2 separate regions of the Mus musculus genome follow, and region 1 is linked to region 2. Evidence: chromatin loops called from intact Hi-C (ENCODE). Cell type or tissue: heart. All regions are shown on one strand. Links, peaks and the distances in the headings refer to the core of each region. The heading gives the core; the rest is flanking DNA.

Region 1 (9,636 bases), core at 2,354-4,853, 60 kb before region 2:
ATTATTAAGTACCAAGCGTGAAGAAATAGGAAAGAAACAAGTTCTCATCCTTATGTAGTTGATAAGACAGTCGGTGGGTAATGCAGATAATTAGCACACAATGGTACAGGGCATTAATTAATCACACTGTGATTACTTCAAAGAACTACAGAAGACCAAGAGAGTCAATTACAAAGGACGGTGTTGGAAAGTCAATTATCAGGAACAGGCTTGCTGAATCAATAGGAAAACCAGAGAGCAAGCTAAGAAGAAGATGGGGGTTGGGGGAAGGTGGGGGTTAATGTCATTGTGGGTATGTGGGGGGAGAGGGGGATGTCAGTGTGGTTATGTGGGGGGATGTCATTGTGGGTATGTGTGGGGGAGGTGGGGGGATGTCAGTGGGGGTATGTGTGGGGGAGGTAGGAGGATGTCAGTGGGGGTATGGGGGTATGTGTAGGGGAGGGGGGATATCAGTGGGGGTATGTGTAGGGGAAGTGGGGGGATATCAGTGGGGGTATGTGTAGGGGAGGTGGGGTGATATCAGTGGGGGTATGTGTAGGGGAGGTGGGGGCATGTCAGTGGGGGTATGTGTAGGGGAGGTGGGGGGATGTCAGTGTGGGTATGTGTGTGGGGAGGGGGGATGTCAGTGCAGGTATATGTGGGGGAGGTTGGGGGGATGTCAGAGGCAGTGCTCAGGGGTCAGTGGGTGTCAGAAGGGCTCAGGTTTAAGAGAGGCAAGACCCACTTGGAGTCTGGGTTTTCCTCAAAGCTGGGCAGGGTGAGCCAGGAGCTGAGGTGAGAACAAATCATTTCTCTTGTGAGAATTGCTATGTTGAAATAGTTGGGGGTGGGGAGAAAATCCTTTCTTTCTCTTTCCTTCCTTCTTCCTTTTTTTTTGTTTCTCTGGTTTTTTTTTTTTTTTTTGTTGTTGTTGTTTTTTGTTTTTTTCAAGAGAGGGTTTCTCCGTGTAGTCGTGGTTGTCCTGGATCTCTCTCTGTAGACCAGGCTGGCCTGGAACTCAGAAAGATCTTCTTGCCTCTGCCTCCCTAATGCAGGGATTAAAGATGTGCACAGCCATCACCTCCCCGCTTTATTTTATTTTTACAAGCTTGTTTCTTGCTGATCAAGAATATTTATTGTACCAGGTGTGGTGGTGCACTTCATTAATCCCACCATTCTGGAGGCAGAGGCAGTTGGGTCTATGAGTTTGAGGCCAGCCAGAGATACATCTCGTGAGACACTGTTTGGGAGCTTGGGGGGAGTGAGAATATTTAAGTATAGTTACATCCTATAACCCAGATTTGAAGCTGAGATGGAGTACCTGGATTTCCCAGTATTATTGCTGCCTCTTCTGATGGACAGGCCAGTATTAAGTGCCTTGCCTCAAAATTAGCCTGAGAGCTGAATGCTGCTTTGGTCCTGGGCCTGCCTCTCTCTTAAACCATAATATTCTCTACGGACTTTTTTTTTTTAAAGATTTACTTATTGTATGTATGTATGTATGTGAGTCCACTGTCTCTGCCTTCAGACACACCAGGAGAGGGTACCTACCAAGTCCCATTATAGATGGTTGTGAGGCACCATGTGGTTGCTGGGAATTGAACTCAGGACCTCTGGAAGAGCAGTCAGTGCTCTTAACCATCAAGCCATCTCGGTGGACACTCTACAAATCACACCCCACCCCCAGCATTACCATTTAACAGAAGAGAAGCTCCAGGTCAGAATTACCACCTGTCTCCATCACACAGGCGGTGAGTGTGTGTGCCAGAGGTAGGCCTCCAAAGAAGAGAGAGCTATCTGGCTAAGTGTGTGTGTGTGTGTGTGTGTGTGTGTGTGTGTGTGTGTGTGTAAGTTTGTGTTCATTCAACTCCTCCCCAGAGTCAGCATTGTGAAGGAACTCTCACATAATGTGAGGTTCTAGAAGTAAGTGGACATCTTGGATCTGTTAAGAGTCAGGCTCCCCCTGCTGGTCTACTACTGCTTATGTAGGAGGCAGGTGGATGGAACACAGCAGGTGTCCATCCTGATGAGAAAGTCCTGTGTGCCCTCTAAGGACGCCAACATTTGCCCACATAGATATCGGTCTGGTCATATAAGACTGCAGGGTGAGCCGGGCAGTGGTGGTGCACGCCTTTAATCTCAGCACTTGGGAGGCAGAGGCAGGTGGATTTCTGAGTTCGAGGCCAGCCTGGTCTACAGAGTGAGTTCCAGGACAGCCAGGTCTATACAGAGAAACCCTGCCTTGAAAAACAAACAAACAAACAAACAAAAGACGCCCAAGTGGTCTGGTATGAAATAGTAAGGGTAGATAGATGGTCAGTCCTTTAAGACATTTGGCAGGAAGGCCAAATCCTTAACATTTTAGACTCCATTGTCCTTAACACATGCAAGCACTGTCACCGTCGAGAAACCAGATTGTTACCCACACATTCAATAAGAATCAGTTAAAATGATGAGCCCCAGCCGGGTGTGGTGACGCACGCCTTTAATCCCAGCACTCGGGAGGCAGAGGCAGGTGGATTTCTGAGTTCGAGGCCAGCCTGGTCTACAGAGTGAGTTCCAGGACAGCAGAGCTACACAGAGAAACCCTGTCTCGAAAAACAAAAAAAAAAAAAAAAAAAAAAAAAGATGAGCCCCCAGGCTGGGTTCACAGGGAAACAGAATCTCATTGCTGTGGACATTGTGAACAAGCCCAGACTTCCTGCCCGAGGTAGTCTGTTTTGTTTTGCTTTTTCTTCTTCTTTTTAGCTGTTCCTTTTTATTGTATGTGCTGGGTGTTTTGTCTCCATGTATGTGTGGGTACCACGTACATGCTTAGTGTTGGGAGAGGCCAGAAAAGGGCGTTGGATCTCTAAAACAGGAGTTATAGACAGATTGAGGCCTGACATGTGGTGCTGAGAATTGAACCTAAACAGTCAGCTGTCTTTTTAAATTAGATATTGTCTTCATTTACATTTCAAATGCTATCCCAGTCAGCAGTCTTAACTGCTGAGCCATCTCTCCAGCCTGTGGGTTCTTGTATTATTATTATTTGGTTTTTCGAGACAGGGTTTTTCTATAGACCTGGCTGTCCTGGAACTCACTCTGTAGACCAGGCTGGCCTTGAACTCAGAAATCTGCCTGCCTCTGCTTCCCAAGTGCTGGGATTAAAGGCGTGTGCCACCACTGCCCGGCTGGGATCTTGTTTTAAAGCCAGATAGCCTTCTTTTTGCAGAAGAGAAAAGCTGCCCAGGTAGTTGGGCATGGGGACTCACACTTGTAGTGTAATCCTGGGTACACAGATCTGTTTGAGTTGAAGGCCAACCTTATATATATAGTGGAATTCTGTTTTTTAAGACCTTGTCTCAAGGCAAGACCCTAAAATAATAAAAATAGAAATAAAGAACTTAAAAAGCATGGCTTAGCAGGTCGTAGGTGTGGGGCTTTCCACAGGCTTAGGGTCCGGGTGCACACGGTCGAGTCCTGCTCCGGCCAGCAGGTGGAGCCAAGGAGAAGGCGGGCGGAAGGCCACGGGCCGCAGAGTCGGGATTTCAGGCTCCAAACCCGGGTTGCTGTTCAGCTACCCGCCCGTCTACTGGTCGGCCTGCAGCACTAGCCAGGAGCTGGGATTCCGACCGGCCCGCCGCGAGAAGTCCGGCCATATCGACACCCGCCCGGGTCCGCGCCTGCCCGGAAGCGCGGGCGCCGAGGGGGCGGGGCCTGGAAGCGCTTCCGGGGGCGGGGGGCGCGGGCAGGGGCGGCAGCGGGAGCGGCGGGGAAGGGCCTGGCGCCGGCGGCGGCGGCGGCGGAGGGGGCGCCGCGGGCGGGCGATGTGAACGCGGCGCGCGGCCCAGGTGAGGCTGGCGGGCTGCGGGCAGAGGCGGCAGGGTCGGGGCGACCCGTGGGGCGGCTGTCCGACCTCCCCCGTGAGCGCGGCGGGACGGGGGAGAGGCTGCCTGGTCAGTGTCGGGGCCGGCCGGGCGGGGTCTTGAGGCCCGGGCACCTGCCGGAGGCCAGGCGCTTGGCCCCGAGGGGTGGCGACCCGGGGCAGCTGCCCTGCACCCCTCCAGCCTCCGCCCCGGGCGGCTCGCTCTCCCTCCCGTACCGAGGGGTCTTAGTGACCGTTGTCCCCGGAGAGCCAGGCCCGGTTTGCGGGGGTCAGCGGGAGGCTGCCCAGGAGCCGCTGCCTCTGGCCATCGCCGTGTGCCAGGTAAACAGGCGGCGCGTGTTAAGCTTGGCCTGGGTGGTCTGCGTGGCCACTGGCGCAGGGCTGAGGACGGACTGGGGAGGGGGCGTGTTAAAATACTGCTCGCCTAGGCCAGGTGACTGTTAGGGGGCTACTCAATTCTGGGACGCCCCATCTTGAGGTTTTCAGCAAGTCTTTCCCATTCCATGCTGGGCCTCAGTTTCTCCATGTAAGAACTGAGAGTTTAGATGAACTCCCTACAGACCTCTCATGCTGTGAATATCTGACATTGCAAGGTCTATGCCTGGTTCAACACGCTGGGCAGTTCTACCGATGTCTCCCCCTCCACTCCAGATGTAGACTTTTTAACCACTTCGTGCACTTTGCCTCGGGGAGGTTTAAAATGATTCCCAGAAGGGTTTTCTTGGAAATAGCTTTACTGATCCTTCATCGTTCCTTGCTGCCGTCCGTAGTTTTCCCGTGGAGCGTTTTGCATGCAAACATTTTGCTGTCCGTATTTGCCCATTCTCTCTTTGTTCCCTAGTCTAGGCTGTTTTTGCTTCACATCTGGATTATTGCAACAGCTTCTTAGTTGGTCTCTGACTCCAGAGGTTTCACCCTCCCCCATCCTTCCTTTATGCTAACGCCAAACTTAGTGTAGGAAGTTTAAAAAAAATAGTAGAGTGCTTGCTTAGTAAAAGTCAAAATGCAGTTGAGTGGTGGACGAAAGGAGTTGAAGGTACAGTGAGTCTCCAAGGCTTTACAGTGGGTGTTCAGACATTGCCTGTGACTAGGTGATGTCTGTGACACAAGGCCACGTCCCGTGGAATTCAGCAGGAGAGGTATAGGTCAGCGAAGGGTGGTACTTGAACTGTGTGTTAAAGGGGAGTAGGATTCAGATAGGGAAAAAAGGATCCTATGGAGTTAGTGATTAGTGCAGCTTCCTGGCCGAGGAGGGGTAAGATGGGAGAGGAGGCGTAGGAAAGGTTGATTAGGCTTGGTTCCTGAAAGATCTTGAACACTAGGCCAAAGTTGAAACTATTCTAAAGGCAGGCATATTCCAAGAAGAGACCAGGGTTGCTAGAGGTGGAAGGAATAGAGGCTAGGACATAGGAATAGTGAGCTAGGGGGCCATGGCAGTCAGAGCCATGTTGAGAGCTGAACAGTGAGTATCCTTTCTGCTTGCTTCACGCTGTCCAGTCTTTGCTACTTCTCCAACCCCCTTTCAAGGGTCTCCACGGTTTGGCTTTTTCCCTCTCACCTGAACCTAACCTTTTTTTGGCCTCTGTTCTCCAAGTTTGGCCAGCTTAGGACTGCCTGTAGGGCTGTTCCAGGCCTCTGAGCGAGCACATTCTCCATTTCACTTCCTTCAAGCCCCTGCTGAAGATACACTTCCTCCAGAGGGTGTTCCCTCACCGCCCTACCCCCATGCCTTTGTGGCACTGGGACTCCAGAGCAAGCTTGCTTGGTTATCGAGCTTGTCCTGGCGCAGCCAGAGCAGGAGTTTTGTGTGAAGGCACAGCATGTATGGTAATGCTTCTTTCAGACTTATGCTTGCTGCCTCATGCTGGAACTGGAGATTTGAGAATAGTTCCTCGTGTGGCTCCTGATTTTTGTTGGTAAACAAATTTTTTTTCTTAAAGGAGAAGCTGTTAGTCGTTATGAGCTTGTTCTGTCCTCTGTAACTACTGGTATTTAATGCTGCATTGCCAGGTGGATGATTTCAGTTTTCTTCTCTGATGCAGAAAGCACAGAATAAATTCTGTAAAATGTTAGTGTTTATTCCTAATCAGGAAAGAAGAAAACATGTCATTCTTAAGTCTAAGGCTACGGGAAGAGAAAGTCGGTATCAGGCAGGCCTGGGTCTGGATCTCCGCACAGCTACTCACTAGCTGTATGTATGGGCTTGAGCCATTTCTCTCATTTGCTGAGCTTGTCTTTTCTTTCCTTCTTTTCTGGTGCTGAAGAGTTAATTAACCCAAGGCCTTACACATGCTAGGCAAATGCTCTACCACTGACTTACATTCTCAGCTTTAGCCTGCCTTTTCTTACTTGTTATGTGTAGTAAAGTCTGGATTGTAGGGATTTTACAGCATCGTGTGCATCTGCATGTCTGTGCTTTTCTACCTCTCTCACATCTCCACTTTATCCTTTGAGACAGGGTCTCATTGTATCTGAAGTTCACTGTTCAGCCAGACTGGTTGTCCTGGTTGTCCAGCAAGCCCTAGAGATTCTCCTGTCCCCACCTCCCCAGTGCTGGGATTACAAGCATGAACCTCTCTGTGTGCATGCTACTTACATGGGTGCTGAGAGTCCAAATTCAGGCCCTCCTGCTTGCAGAGTAAGCTCTTTAGCACAGACTGAGCCCTCCCCACAGCCACAGGATTGTTCAGTGAAGATGGCACACAGGGAGATAGCAAAACTTAGGGACCCTTGAAGACATTTTATTATGATGATTAGGTGTGGTATATTAGAAGTGGAGTGGAGATGGGTTGCCAAGCTCTGCCTAGCCCATCTGTACATGTCTCTAGTCTGCCTTCCAGCTGAAGCAAGAATGTCAAACATTATAAACCTAGAGTACCATCATTTTGTTATATTTCTGTTAATTTTCATGTTATTTTAGTTAAAATTCTGTTTCATGCTTTCAAACTTAATTGTGTCCATTTAATGTTTTGTAGCTGACAAACTGCTGAATTTAGCTTAGTGAAGGTCACCAACTGAGCACAGTTAAGCTTCTAATGGTTATTTTCTGTTGATGTTGCTGGCATGGAAAGCACCCTGGAAGAATGCAATTCAAGGTGAGCCTTTCTAATCCGTCTGTTATAAGAAGTGGAACGTGTATATTTTTCCAGGTCTCCTGAAAAGCCAGCCATGAGCAGATAAGCTGCTTCGCCTTAATTTATATTGAAAAATTTGCTTTAAGAAAGCTTACTCCTGGGCTGGAGAGGTGGCTCAGCTGTTAAGAGCACTGACTGCTCTTCCAGAGGTCCTGAGTTCAATTCCCAGCAACCACATGGTGGCTCACAACCATCTGTAATGGGATTCAATGCCTTCTGGTGTGTCTGAAGACAGCTGACAGTGTACGCACATACATAAAATAAATAAATAAATAAATCTTAAAAAGAAAGAAAGCAAGCTTACTCTTTCTGCTTGAAACATCCTTTCAGCTCACGATTCCAATGTGAAATGTCTATACAGGAGCAGTGGTGCAGAACTCTGCTGTCTTACTGGGGAGGATCACTCGGATCCAGGAGCTTGAACCCAAACTGATAATATAGCAAAACCCTATCTTTAGAAGAAAAGCAGAGATTTTGAAACACTTTGTGAGGCCTACTTATTTGACAGAATAAAAAAAATGAGCATTTCACAGTCAAATTTTGAAAATGATTCGAAGTGTTGGTCCAATTATGGCCCCTTAGCACGATGTCAGACCAGCTGACTTTTATAGGTTATCTTGAATGGAATTTGTCTTTTTACTTGAAGTTGATCATGAGGATAGGTACCAAGAAAAGCCACACATCTCACCGGAAAGCCCGAGTTAAAGTTCTCTTCTTACGGAGAGGTATATACTTTCGCTCTTGAGACTGACAAATGTCATTTCAGTTCCTGGCTGGGTCAGTCATTAGCTGAATGACCCTAGGAAAGTTCCTTGTCTCTTGGAGTGTGTCTCCTCATCTGTGTGTACAGTGGGAATAGTTGCAACATCTGTGTCTGTTGCCAGGAGGAACTTCCTGTGCACAGTGTAGGGCAGGAGCTAAGGGCAGGGAGTCCTCACTGTTGCTGGTGAAGTTTAAGCAGCCATCCCTCTCCTGGGTGGAAAGCTCAGACACAGCTTCCAATGTTTTGCATTGACTAAGACAAATCACACCCTCCCCAAATTAGTGTATCTGGGCAGACCTGGAGAGTGTTAGCGCCTTGCTCAGAAATGTAGCAGTTCGGGATAAAAATGTTCTCGCACATGAATTAATGCAGTAAGAACTCTAAACTTGTTTTCCTTTAAATTAGGAAGCGCCCTTCATGAATATCCATCACAGAATGCCATTTCCTCCCCTCCCCCCCTGTCTTTCTTGCTTTGAGCTTCATCAGCAGCACAATGCTTCCTGCAGCCCTGCTGCTCCTTGGGCTGCTCTAAGCCTGTGTTTGGAATCACAGGCATCTTGCCTGGGAATAATGGTCCTTCCTAGCGCTTCTAGCCGCTTCCAGACTTGTCACCTTCCTTTCTTTTCTTGGAAGTGTAGCTGGGCATTTTTAGAGGATGTGTAGCATCTTGGGGAGCAGCAATGTTTCCAGGTGAGAGGGGGTTCAGCCACCTTGCAAATTTTGGATCCTGCCTGTCCTGCACCCCCAGGGTCTTCAGCAGGGCAGCTTGAGTGTGAGAGCACAGCTGAGGGTGGCAGTCCAGAGGTCTTGGCTTACCTGCTTGGTTTAGGATGTATCAGCTGACCCATACTGTGAGCTGTGGGGTCCCTGCCTAAGAGCTCATCTGGGTGCCTGTGCTCTGCTTCTGTTCTGGGTGTCATAGGGAGATCATTCCGACTCCTTACCCGTGGAGGAGACTTTAGGCCTGCATGTGTTGATGTCCAAGTAATGTTCAAGAGTCCCTTGTTCGTAGGCTCTCTGTGGCACAGGTTATAGTGTCTGAGGATGTTACCAAGTGGTTGTGCTCATTTTCCTCCCATGTGATGTGAGGCCCTGTGCTGTTCTCCTTTCCATCCTAGTCAGTGGAAATAGGGTTTGATCGAGGGTCATGTGCACTGACCTGCTGCTACCAGGGCCTCCTTCCCCAGGAGCAGTAAGGGTAGTCTTTGGTTCTCAGCCCTTTCGTTCTTCTGGCTGTGTCATACCACTTCCTCTTCAGTTAGCAATGGTTGATCAGTCCCTCGTCTCTTCCCACTCCCATTCCATTCTTTCTACTACTGCCCACTGGGTAGCCTAAGCTCTGCTTGCCCTTTCTGAACTCTCCTGCCCCAGACTATGCCAGCCTACACTCTGAGTTCTTCACAGCTAACTTCAGTTCTAGGTACATTACCAGGCTACAGAGAACAAAAGGTGTAATTAATTTCAGGTTCTATATACCCCATGGCCAGATTGATCCTAATAGTCCCAGGACAGAATGCAGAGGCTTTGTCGGGACATCAGCTCACCCACGGCCCTCAGCTCATCAGGGCCAGCCGCTTCCTAGTTCTTCCCCGCACTGGAATTTCAACAGGCCTACTTTATATTAAGTAAAGTTTCTAAATAAGTTTGTCTTTAAAGTAAAAACATGTGCGTGTTATAGCACTTTAGAGCATAGGATAGAAATATAGAAAAACAACAAAACTCTCCCCAATCCAGAGCTCTCTTTGAAAGGAGTCCTCAGAGAATTCTCAACATGTACTTGCATGTGCTGGGTACTAAGAAATGGAACTAGGTCTAGAGAGGCGGCTCAGCTGTTAACAGCACTCACTAGCTGCTCTAGCAGAGAGGGTCCAAGTCTGGTTGGGTTCTCAGCA
Region 2 (9,636 bases), core at 3,614-6,113:
AGAGAAACCCTGCCTTGAAAAATCAAAGGCAGGAGGTGGGGTCAGTCTGAGAACTACATTTCCCAGTATTTCTTTTTGGATAGGCTACTAATTATTATTATGCCAGCGAGAAGGGTAATTCTTTCTCAATATTTGTAATAGTTATGTTCAATTGTTGTAAAGCTAAAAACATACTGAACACTTGTGTTCAAGAGAGGAAGATAGAATTGGGTTCCTGGTTATAAATCTCTTGTCTGCCAACCAACATCCTGCATAATTTTGTTCTTTTGGGGGGGGCACAGCGAAGGCCCTTTCATTGATATGTCAATATTTATCTGTCTGTCTATCATATCTCTCTACCTATTTTCTATCTATGATATTTCTATCATACTACAGTCATATCATACATTCTAGTTATTATCTATCTATCTATCTATCTATCTATCTATCTATCTATCTATCTATCTATCTATCTTAACCAATAGCATTAGGCTTTCTCTAACACAGTTATTTTCTCAGTAAGGTATTTCACAGCCTGCAATGCTTTGAAATCATAGGTGGCATTCAGGGAGTCCACCAGAGAAGACCGCTCATATACAGTTTGTATACAACTGAATGTCTTTATTCCAAACAGCTGAGGCTACATTCAAGTATTCAGGACCCAAGTGTAGCACCAAACATTTAAAGCAAAGTGTTTTTAAAGGCGAAATCAATCTGCTGTTATCTTGCTCAGCAGCTGTAGGGGCAAGTTTTATGCCAGCAAGCAGTTTAACAGAAATTAAGGTAAGTAGTTAGTTGGGGCAGCAAATCTAGGGACCACTTGACACAGTGAGGTCACCAGAAAAGCACCAAGATGCAAAAGACAGCAACAAATGAAGAAGGGCAATTAGTGCTGAGAGCTGAGACAAGAAGGTGGGCCACTGTGAAAAAAAAAAGATTTTTAATGTGTATGTTTCTGACTGTATGTATGCTTGTACACCATGTGTGCGCTTGGCACTCAGGAGACCAGAAGAGGGGGATCAGATGCCCTGGAACTGGAGTTACAGATGGCTGTGAGTCACTTTGTGGGGGCTGAGAATCAAAGCCAGGTCCTTTTCATGAGCAGTCAGTGCTCTTAACCACCAACTGCCTCTCCAGTCTTGTATACCATATCTTTGAACTCAGCGGGGAACTCAGACCTTGTTTGACTTAGTTTTGTTGTTCTGCACATGTCCATTTTTGGGTTAGAGATAATGTTTTCTGAGCAGGCTAACTCATAGTAGAGAACTGGAATGTACAGGAAGGACTGCCTGTACACTAACTGCAGCATGCCTGCGTCTACCATCTGCTAGGGTATAAGAAAGACAGTTGCCTCTTCACTGAGAATTGACTGCCATGCTCCCCATCCCTCTGAGACCCATCATTGTTGCTGGAATCCTTATTGGAATGTTACATTCCATATCTTGAGAATCTTCCCAAATCCACTCACCCTGTCTTTTTTTTTTTTTTTTTTTTTTAAGATTTATGTATTTCATGTGAGTACAATGTTGCTGTCTTCAGACACAGCAGAAGAGGGCATCAGATCCCATTACAGATGGTTGTAAGCCACCATGTGGTTGCTGGGAATTGAACTCGGGACCTCTGGAAGAGCAGTCAGTGCTCTTAACCACTGAGCCATCTCGCCAGCCCCTCCCCGCTTTAAGTTCTTGATGAAGCACCCTGAGAATCTAGTCCCAGGGGTAACCCTGTGGCATCTGCCAGCACAGACTGGCTATTTCCAGTAATCTTGGTGTATATTCCCTCCACCTCTTGGCTAAGTGTGACATCATCAGCCGGTTACTCTGAAATTTAACTCTGGTTGCCATCAAAGGAAGCAGGCCCAGCACTGAGCACAGCGTTGAGGGAGTGCTTTTGTGGAGGGCTTCTGTAGCATCTCACAGCCCAGACACTGCCAGTTCTCTTATGAAGGTGTTCTATTCATTACTCGTGTTACTGCAACAAGTCACTGATAAGCAGTTTAGGAAGGGAACAGTTTGTTGGGATTCACAGTTTAAAGGCTCAGTCTGTCATGGAGGGGAAGGCCTGTGGCAGGAGCAGGAGGCAGCTGGTCACACTGCATCCTAGTCAAGAAGCAGAGGGTGGCAATTTCCCCTGTCAGCCTCTGTTCTCAGTTTCCGTTAGCCTGGAGTCCAGGTTAGTGATTCACCCACACTTAGGATGGGTCTTCCCACCTCAGTGAACAGTCTAGGAAATCTTTCACAGGCATGCCCAGGGGTTTCTTTCTGTGTTTCTAAATCTGTCAAGTTGACAATCAAGATTAACTACCTTGAGGTCATTAGCATGTGTATATCACAGATACTGGGCTTTTTGCCTATGTGTGCCCAAAGTCATAGGCACACTAACAGCAGCTAGGGCATATGGAGCTCCTGAGAGGCCAGGCTCTCCTTCATGGACTTTGTTTCACTCTTCCAACAGCCTGTGCAAAAGAGAGACTATTTTAAAGTGGTTTTTTAAAAAAATTATTTATTTTTTTATGGCTTTTCAACACAGTGTTTCTTGGGCTAGAGAAATGACTCAGTCATTAAAGGCTAGGCTCACAACCAAAAATATAAGACAGAATTTCTCTGTATAGCCCTGGATATCTTAGAACTCATTCTGTAGACCGGGTTGGCCTTGAACTTAGATCTATTTACCACTACCTCCCAAGAGCTGGGATTAAAGGCATGCATTGCCGCCACCACCACCTGGCAAGACAGTCATTTAAAAAAATATTTAAAAATTACTGTTAATAACTGTGTATGCTTGTGCATGCCTGTGTGTGTGTGTGTATGTGTGCACACTAATTTAGGTTCCTGTAGAGGTGGATGCCAGAGGTGACAGATCAACTTGAAGCCGAAATTATAGGCAGTTGTGAAACCTGATATAGATGCTAAGTACTGAACCTGGGTCCTCTACCAGAGCAGTATGTACTATTAACTGCTAAGCCATCTCTCCAGCCTCCTCAACATTCATCTTCCATAAAGAAACTGAGGCATGCAAAAAAGTAACTTGCATGTGTGCACACAGTTAGCTGCTGGCACAGCCAGACCGTGAACTCAGGCAGCAAGTCCTCTAAGCCTTATAGTAATTTATATTTAGAAAAACAACTATAGTACTTGTTTTTTTTTAAATTTATTTATTATTATATGCAAGTACACTGTAGCTGTCTTCAGACACACCAGAAGAGGGCAACAGATCCCATTACAGATGGTTGTGAACCACCATGTGGTTGCTGTGATTTGAACTCAGGATCTTTGGAAGAGCAGTCAGTGCATGTGCAGTGTATGTGCAGGTGATGCACACGCATGCAGAGGTGGCCAGAGGAGGATGTCAAGTGTCCTGCTTTATACTCTCCATCTTATCCCCATGAGATAGGGTCTCTCACTGAATCTGCTAGCCAGCAAGTCACAGCAAGTCTCCAGTTTCCATCCCCCAAATCCTAAGCATTAGGGTTACCTCTACAAGCACGTCCATTTTCTTTCTTTCTTTCTTTTTCTTTTTCTTTTTTTTTTTTTTTTTTTGGTTTTTCGAGACAGGGTTTCTCTGTGTAGCCCTGGCTATCCTGGAACTCACTTTGTAGACCAGGCTGGCCTCGAACTCAGAAATCCGCCTGCCTCTGTCTCCCAAGTGCTGGGATTAAAGGCGAGCGCCACCACCGCCTGGCTACGTCCATTTTCTTATGCGTGTCCTGAGCACTCCACTTTACGCTAGACCATCACTCCTAACTTTATAGCCATCTACCCAAGCTTCCTCAAGCTTGCGCTCAGCTCTCAGCCTCTCTGGATTCCAAATTTTCTAAAAGAATCCTCACACCATGCATCTCTTGTTTTATCTAAGGGAAACAGTTTAAGACTATCCTTCGGGCATCACTGTGTTCTTCATGCAAAATAGCAGACGTTTGCCTCAGAGATCCCCTATTCCCTCACCTCACTCTTAAAGTGGTTTAATTTCTGCTGATTCTCTTGTTTTCCTCTCCCTCTTCTTTTAAATAGTGCAGTATCTAAATCTTTCCATAAGCGACGCCATAGCAGCAAAAATTACGTTATCAAAATGATCTTGTCTACAAGTCCAAAGAGCATCCTACCCTCCTTTCTCTTGTAGGCGTAACAGAATTTTGCTGTGGTTCTGACTTTAGGGATTCACAGCCACCCACTGGCTTCCACGGTCTTTGTAACTTAGTATCTCTGCCTTTAAGCCAGATGATTTAAGCTCTACTCACTGCGTTTGCCTGGCCCAGCCATAAAAGGGTCTGGGTGCAGGGAGACAGCTTCCAGGCCCATTCTCCCTGCTTTGAACGCTATGGTCTTGGGCAAGACCCTCTTCAGGCCTAACTTTTACCTGTTGTGAAAACCATGGGTCAGTCTCAAGGACCTCGAAGTGTGTTATTGGATTGACTGTGATTGTCAATTTGACAGATTTAGAATCACATAAAGAAACCTAGGGATAGGTTTGTGAAGAATGGGACTAAGGTGATGATGTCTTGCTCACAAAGCCTTTTTTTTTTTTTTTTTTTTTTTTTTTTTTTTTGATGTTGTTGTTGAAAACGATAAACTCTAGGTAGGAATTTAAGAAGGACACTGGGTGAGGCCTGGAAGGATGTTTGTAGACTGAGTCTATTTCTAGGCAGGGGGTGGGCGTGGCGGGCGGCTGAGCCCGACGAGAACAGCAGAGCATCCTTGCAAGCCTGAGCGTCTGCAAGACCGAAGCGCAGGCCGCGGCTGGTGGGGTGGGGGGTGGGGGGGTGGGGGGAACGGGGACCGCTGCTGCAGCGGCTGCGCACTGGTGCAACCAGCCGGTTCATTTGCGTGTCTCCGCCCCTACGGCAAGCTGGTTGGAGAACCCTGGTATGGTGCCGCGCGCCGATTGGCTGAGCCGGCCGCCGCTCAGGCCCAGGAGTGGACGGTTCCTACTGCGGCTGGGCACCGGCTGGGCTCCCGCGTCGGCCTCGCGTTTCAAGCTTGCGCCTGGCTCAACCTCAATCCGGCCCCGGTCTCGGAACGAAGGCGCCGCTGCCGCTGGGCCTCTCGCAAGACCATGAAGAAGCGGTGGCAGCCACTGCGGCCCTCGTCAAGGTGACCAGCCCGGACTACAGCGGTGAGAGGAGCGGCTGGCGGGGCGGGGCCCTGGGCGCGAGCCGCTGCAGGTGCGGGGGGCGGAGGGGGGGGGAGAATGGGGGCGGGCGGGGCGGGATCCCCGGCCGGAGGGGGTGGGGCGGGGCCTCGGCTCGAGGGTGGGACCTCGGCTTGGGGTTGGAGGGGGGGGCGGGACCATGGCCAGCTCGGGTCCCAGGGACGCGAATGACAGCGTGTGGTTGTCGGGGAGATGGCGGAGCGGGGGGGGGGGGTGGTGGTGGTGGTGGTGGTGTTGGGGGGGAAAGGGCGCAGGTGCAGGAGGCGGGTCCCGCGGCCTGATGGATTGGGGGCGGAGCCTGGGCGCGAGGCGTGGGGTCTGGAGGGAGCTCAGGTCTCTGGGACCAGAAAGGGAACCTGTGTGTAGGTTAGCGGCGGGGAAAGGGCTCAGGTGCGAGGGGCGGGGCATGGGGTGGCAATGGGAGGGGCTGCAAGGAGAGTCTAGGGAAAAGCACAGGTGCAGTGGGCGGGGCTGGGGAAACCCTGTAGGGGCGGGGGCGGGGGGAGGCAGGGGGCGGGGCTGAGGATCATTGGCAGGTCCGGAAGCAGGGCTGCAGGTGAGGACTAGCCTGAGGGTGAGTGGGACCCTTTTTGGAGAAGGAAGAAGCTGCCCTCTCCGCCGCCGTCTTGGGGCTTTGGGTTTTCTGCAGGCTCTGGAGGCATCCATGGTTGTCTCTTGGAGGGGCAGGCCAGGGCAGCCTGTGTCTTTGCTGAGTCGTACAAGGATCGCAGCTGCCCTGGTTAATAGGCCGACTGCTTTCCTGAGCCAAACCGAGCCCTAAGTGGGCACACTGCCTTTGTTGTTGTTGTTGTTGTTTTTGTTTTACTCCCCTGTTGCTGTTGAAGGAGCTTGGCTGGATTTCGGGGTGGTTAGGTTTCATTGGTTGATCAGCTGTTGGAAAATGTGTGCTCTTCAAGAGTAGTCGTTGATGCTATGCTCGGAAGGGTTCTGGATCTCATGGTAGCAGATGCTCATGCAGATCTTCACAGTGCTGGTCTCAAAAAGATAGAAAAGGCAGCGTGGTGGGGGCGAAGAGGCGGAATGAGAACTTGGCTCTTTGGAGCTGGGACAGACACCTGGGAGTTATTTTTGCCTTTTTGTGTGTTTTGTTGTTGTCAAAGTGACCATCCCTGGTGCCTAATTGTGACCTTCCAGGGCCAGAGGGGAATTCCTTGTCAAGAGGTGAGTTAAGGTCTCTTTCTTGCCGGGCAGTGGTGGCGCACACCTTTAATCCCAGTACTTGGGAGGCAGAAGCAGGCAATTTCTGATTTCGAGGCTAGCCTGGTCTACAGAGTGAGTTCCAGGACAGCCAGGGCTACACAGAGAAACCCTGTCTCAAAAAAAAAAAAAAAACAAAACAAAACACACACACACACACACACACACAAAGAAAAAGAAAAAAGAAAAAAAGAAAAATAAAAGTCTCTTTCTCTTGAGAGTTTGAATCACATTTGTGTTGGGGAATTCCCTCCTCCAAACTAGAGGTGGTTTAGATTATGGTACTCCCTGTGCAGCCTTGGGCAGGAATGCAGCCTGGGGAGCCATGATGAATGGAAAGGGAAGCGTGTTTCCCTTGTTGGCTGACCTTTGGACCCCAGGTCCAGTGTGGATCTTAGCTGATGGGCTAGGCCTATAGTAGAGCCCATTGGAATACTCCCACTACCAACTTGATTCTGCCACGTTTCAGAAAGAAGACTTTAGGATGAAGAGCACGGCAGACCTTCATTAGGTATTTATGGAGACAGAAGGGAGAAATATGGTAGGGCCTCTGTGCTCCAGAAGTACCCTTTATCTGTGTGTGACCTTTGGGTGCCTTGTGTTTCCTCGAGAGTGCTTGGCTAATCTAACCTGACATGCTTTCACCCTGGGTTATATGGACTGAAGACAAGGTGCAGAAACTTCTTTGCTAGCTTGCATTTGCCTTCATTTTAGAAACGTGGGACTTTTGGGGGGACCAAATACCATGATGCTGGCTTCCCTTGCTACCATTGGCACTGGTGATTCAGAGCATCATGGGATGTTGCAGGGATAGGCTCCTGTTCCAGAAGCACTTGTGTGGCAGGTGCGAGGTCTAGAAGCAGCAGCGCGAGTTGTCCCATCCTGTCTTGGCAGAAGCTATGTGTCACCTAGGGACTTTCTCCTGTCCTTTGTGTTAAAACAAAGCTCCAAACCTGCATATCAGAAAATTAGATGGTTAGTTTTTTCCCTTCTTAAAAATATTTTTATTACATTTATGTGTATTTCTGTGCATGTAACAGTGTGCATGTGAGGGTCAGAGGATAACCTGTGGGAGTCTGTTCTCTGCTTCTACCGTATCGGGTTCTCAGGCTTGGAGGTAGGCACCTTTATAACCTCTGTTTATAACCTCTGAGCCCTTTCACTTGCCTCATAATTGACTTTATTTTTTTCATAGTTAGCTTTTTAATTTGTTATTAGGGCAACTGCATTCAGAGCTGAGAGAAAACTGCATAATAGAAAACTGTTGTGATCTGTCCCCAGCGTGTTCCTTACAGCTCTGGCTTGGTAAGCAGGCAGATTGGCTTGAAGCCTCCCACTGTTCCTTCTGCTGTATGACCTAACACCAGCTTTTTACTTTCTCAGAGTTTTGGTTTCCTTAGCTGTAAAAATGAAGAGCAAGCCTGATTTACCTTGTAAATTTGTTCTGAAGACACAACAAGCCATTTGAAGGTACTGCAATTCCATGGCACCCAGCACTGGAACCTTTCCCTCCCTGTCCCAGCCCCTGGCTGCCCAGCTTCCAACATTGGTTACACAGAACAGCATGTGGCACAAGGAGAGGAGGACCAGGAATTCTGAGGCCTTTGCCTCTTATATAACCTCAAATAAGTCTCCTTTTCTCTGCAGAGCTACGCTTTCTTAGCTGAGTGGAAGAGCGCTGGACAGTGTGATCCTTAGGAGGACTAACTCTGCCTTCTGATTGGCAAGCTGAAAATCTTAACATTTTTCAGAAAAGCAGGAAGGTGGAAGTCAGTGGCCCATGGTTTACTTTAAAAAAAAAATCTGTCTACAGGCTGAACAGGTGGCACAGTGGTTGGGACACTTGCTCCAGAGGACCTGAGTTTTCAGTTCACAGCACTCAACATCAGGCAGCTCACAACAGCCTGTTTCAGAAAATAAAACAGAGCAATATTGCTCCTTTTGGGCACCTGGTAGGAAGTTACCAAATCTTTGTTGAAGGAGCAGATGAAGGCTATTCTTTAGGAAATCAGTCTGGCTGACTGTCTCCCCTGCTCACAAGTCTGCTGTACCTTCAGCATATGTTTTGTCTGTTGCACAAGAATGTCACAGCCAGATGTGGTGGTGGACATCTTTAATCCTGGCATTCAGGAGGCAGAGGCAGACAGATCTCTGTGCCCCTTCCCTCTACTTGGTCTGGCCATATTTATTTCATATATGTGGGTACACTGTCACTATCTTCAGACACAGCAGAAGATGGCATTGGATCCCATTATAGATGATTGTAAGCCACCATGTGGTTGCTGGGAATTGAGCTTGGGACCTCTGGAAGAGCAGCCGGTGATCTTAACCACTGAGCCATCTCTCCATCCCAATCTCTGTGCTTTTAAGGCCATAATTAGACCTGGTCTCAAGCAAGAAAATGATAATATCACAGTGCTGTAGTGGACTTTGTGAGATTCAACATGAAAGGCAAAAACTGTGATGCAGGAAGAGATAAGTTGGGGTGAGGGATGGAAGGGCAGGGTGAGAGAAAACAGAGAGGGATAAATGACAAAGTCATGGAAACCAATACACATAGACACACACACACACACACACACACACACACAGAACTAAAATAGGGTTACTCTGTAACAAGGTACCAGTGCTCACTGGACTCCACAGACTAACAAATAAAAAGTTCAGTTCCAGGACTCAGTTACCTCTTTAGTCAGTGAGATTCCTTAGACCCTCAGAACATTATAGGCTCTTGCCAGTACTATTAGCTGCTCTTCAGAACTTGAAGTTAAGACCCCATTGTTGAAGAGGCCACATAATTGAATCATAGACCACAGAGAAACCTAGCTGGAAGCTTTATTCACAGTTTCATAGGCCTGGGACACTCACCAGAGGAGGAAAGTGATCATTGATCTTACCAGCTGGCAACCCTGTGAACTACAGTGCCTGGCCTGGCAGACACGCCCACTGGTGCACTGGTGGCGTGAATGTCACAGTAGTAACTGATCCTTTTCTGATTGGATTTAAGACCCATTTCACATGATGACCAATACCTGGAACCATTATGGGCCAAGAATCTGTGACTAGATTGGTCATATGCCCCAGGTAAGAACTCCTAATACCTATCATTATACCTGTAGAGAAGAGCATCCTTCAGCCCTCCCCTCATTAGAGAAGTTGCTTCTTACAGTAGATGACAATTAACACAGAGATTCACACTTGTTAAGGTGCAGAGAATAAGAGACGGTGGAAAGCTCAGCCCTAGATGGGACATCTGTATCACATTCCTCCCACTGAGGCTTGAGGATCATT

The links. A loop is a pair of places that touch in the nucleus more often than their neighbours do. Peaks named below come from ENCODE experiments on the same cell type or tissue, not always from the same donor. Only the 100,000 strongest peaks of a DNase experiment are listed, where the experiment ranks them.
Region 1: a loop joins it to region 2, with 3 times the contacts of the local background. A loop is called at or near these places in 2 of 42 quality-filtered maps.

The regions. Positions count from the first base shown.
Region 1 is chr2:33,425,407-33,435,042 of GRCm38, reverse strand. It overlaps Zbtb34 (zinc finger and BTB domain containing 34), which reads left to right and starts at 3,719. Exons shown (of 3, transcript NM_001085507.1): 1 at 3,719-3,812; 2 at 6,823-6,942. The coding sequence starts at 6,911. In heart, for the core only: no CTCF peak of the experiment used is centred there; DNase peaks (open chromatin) are centred at 3,622 and 4,162; H3K4me3 peaks cover 1,860 bases; H3K27ac peaks cover 1,714 bases.
Region 2 is chr2:33,366,725-33,376,360 of GRCm38, reverse strand. It overlaps Ralgps1 (Ral GEF with PH domain and SH3 binding motif 1), which reads left to right and starts at 4,867. Exons shown (of 20, transcript NM_175211.5): 1 at 4,867-5,091. In heart, for the core only: no CTCF peak of the experiment used is centred there; DNase peaks (open chromatin) are centred at 4,860 and 5,590; H3K4me3 peaks cover 1,683 bases; H3K27ac peaks cover 1,054 bases.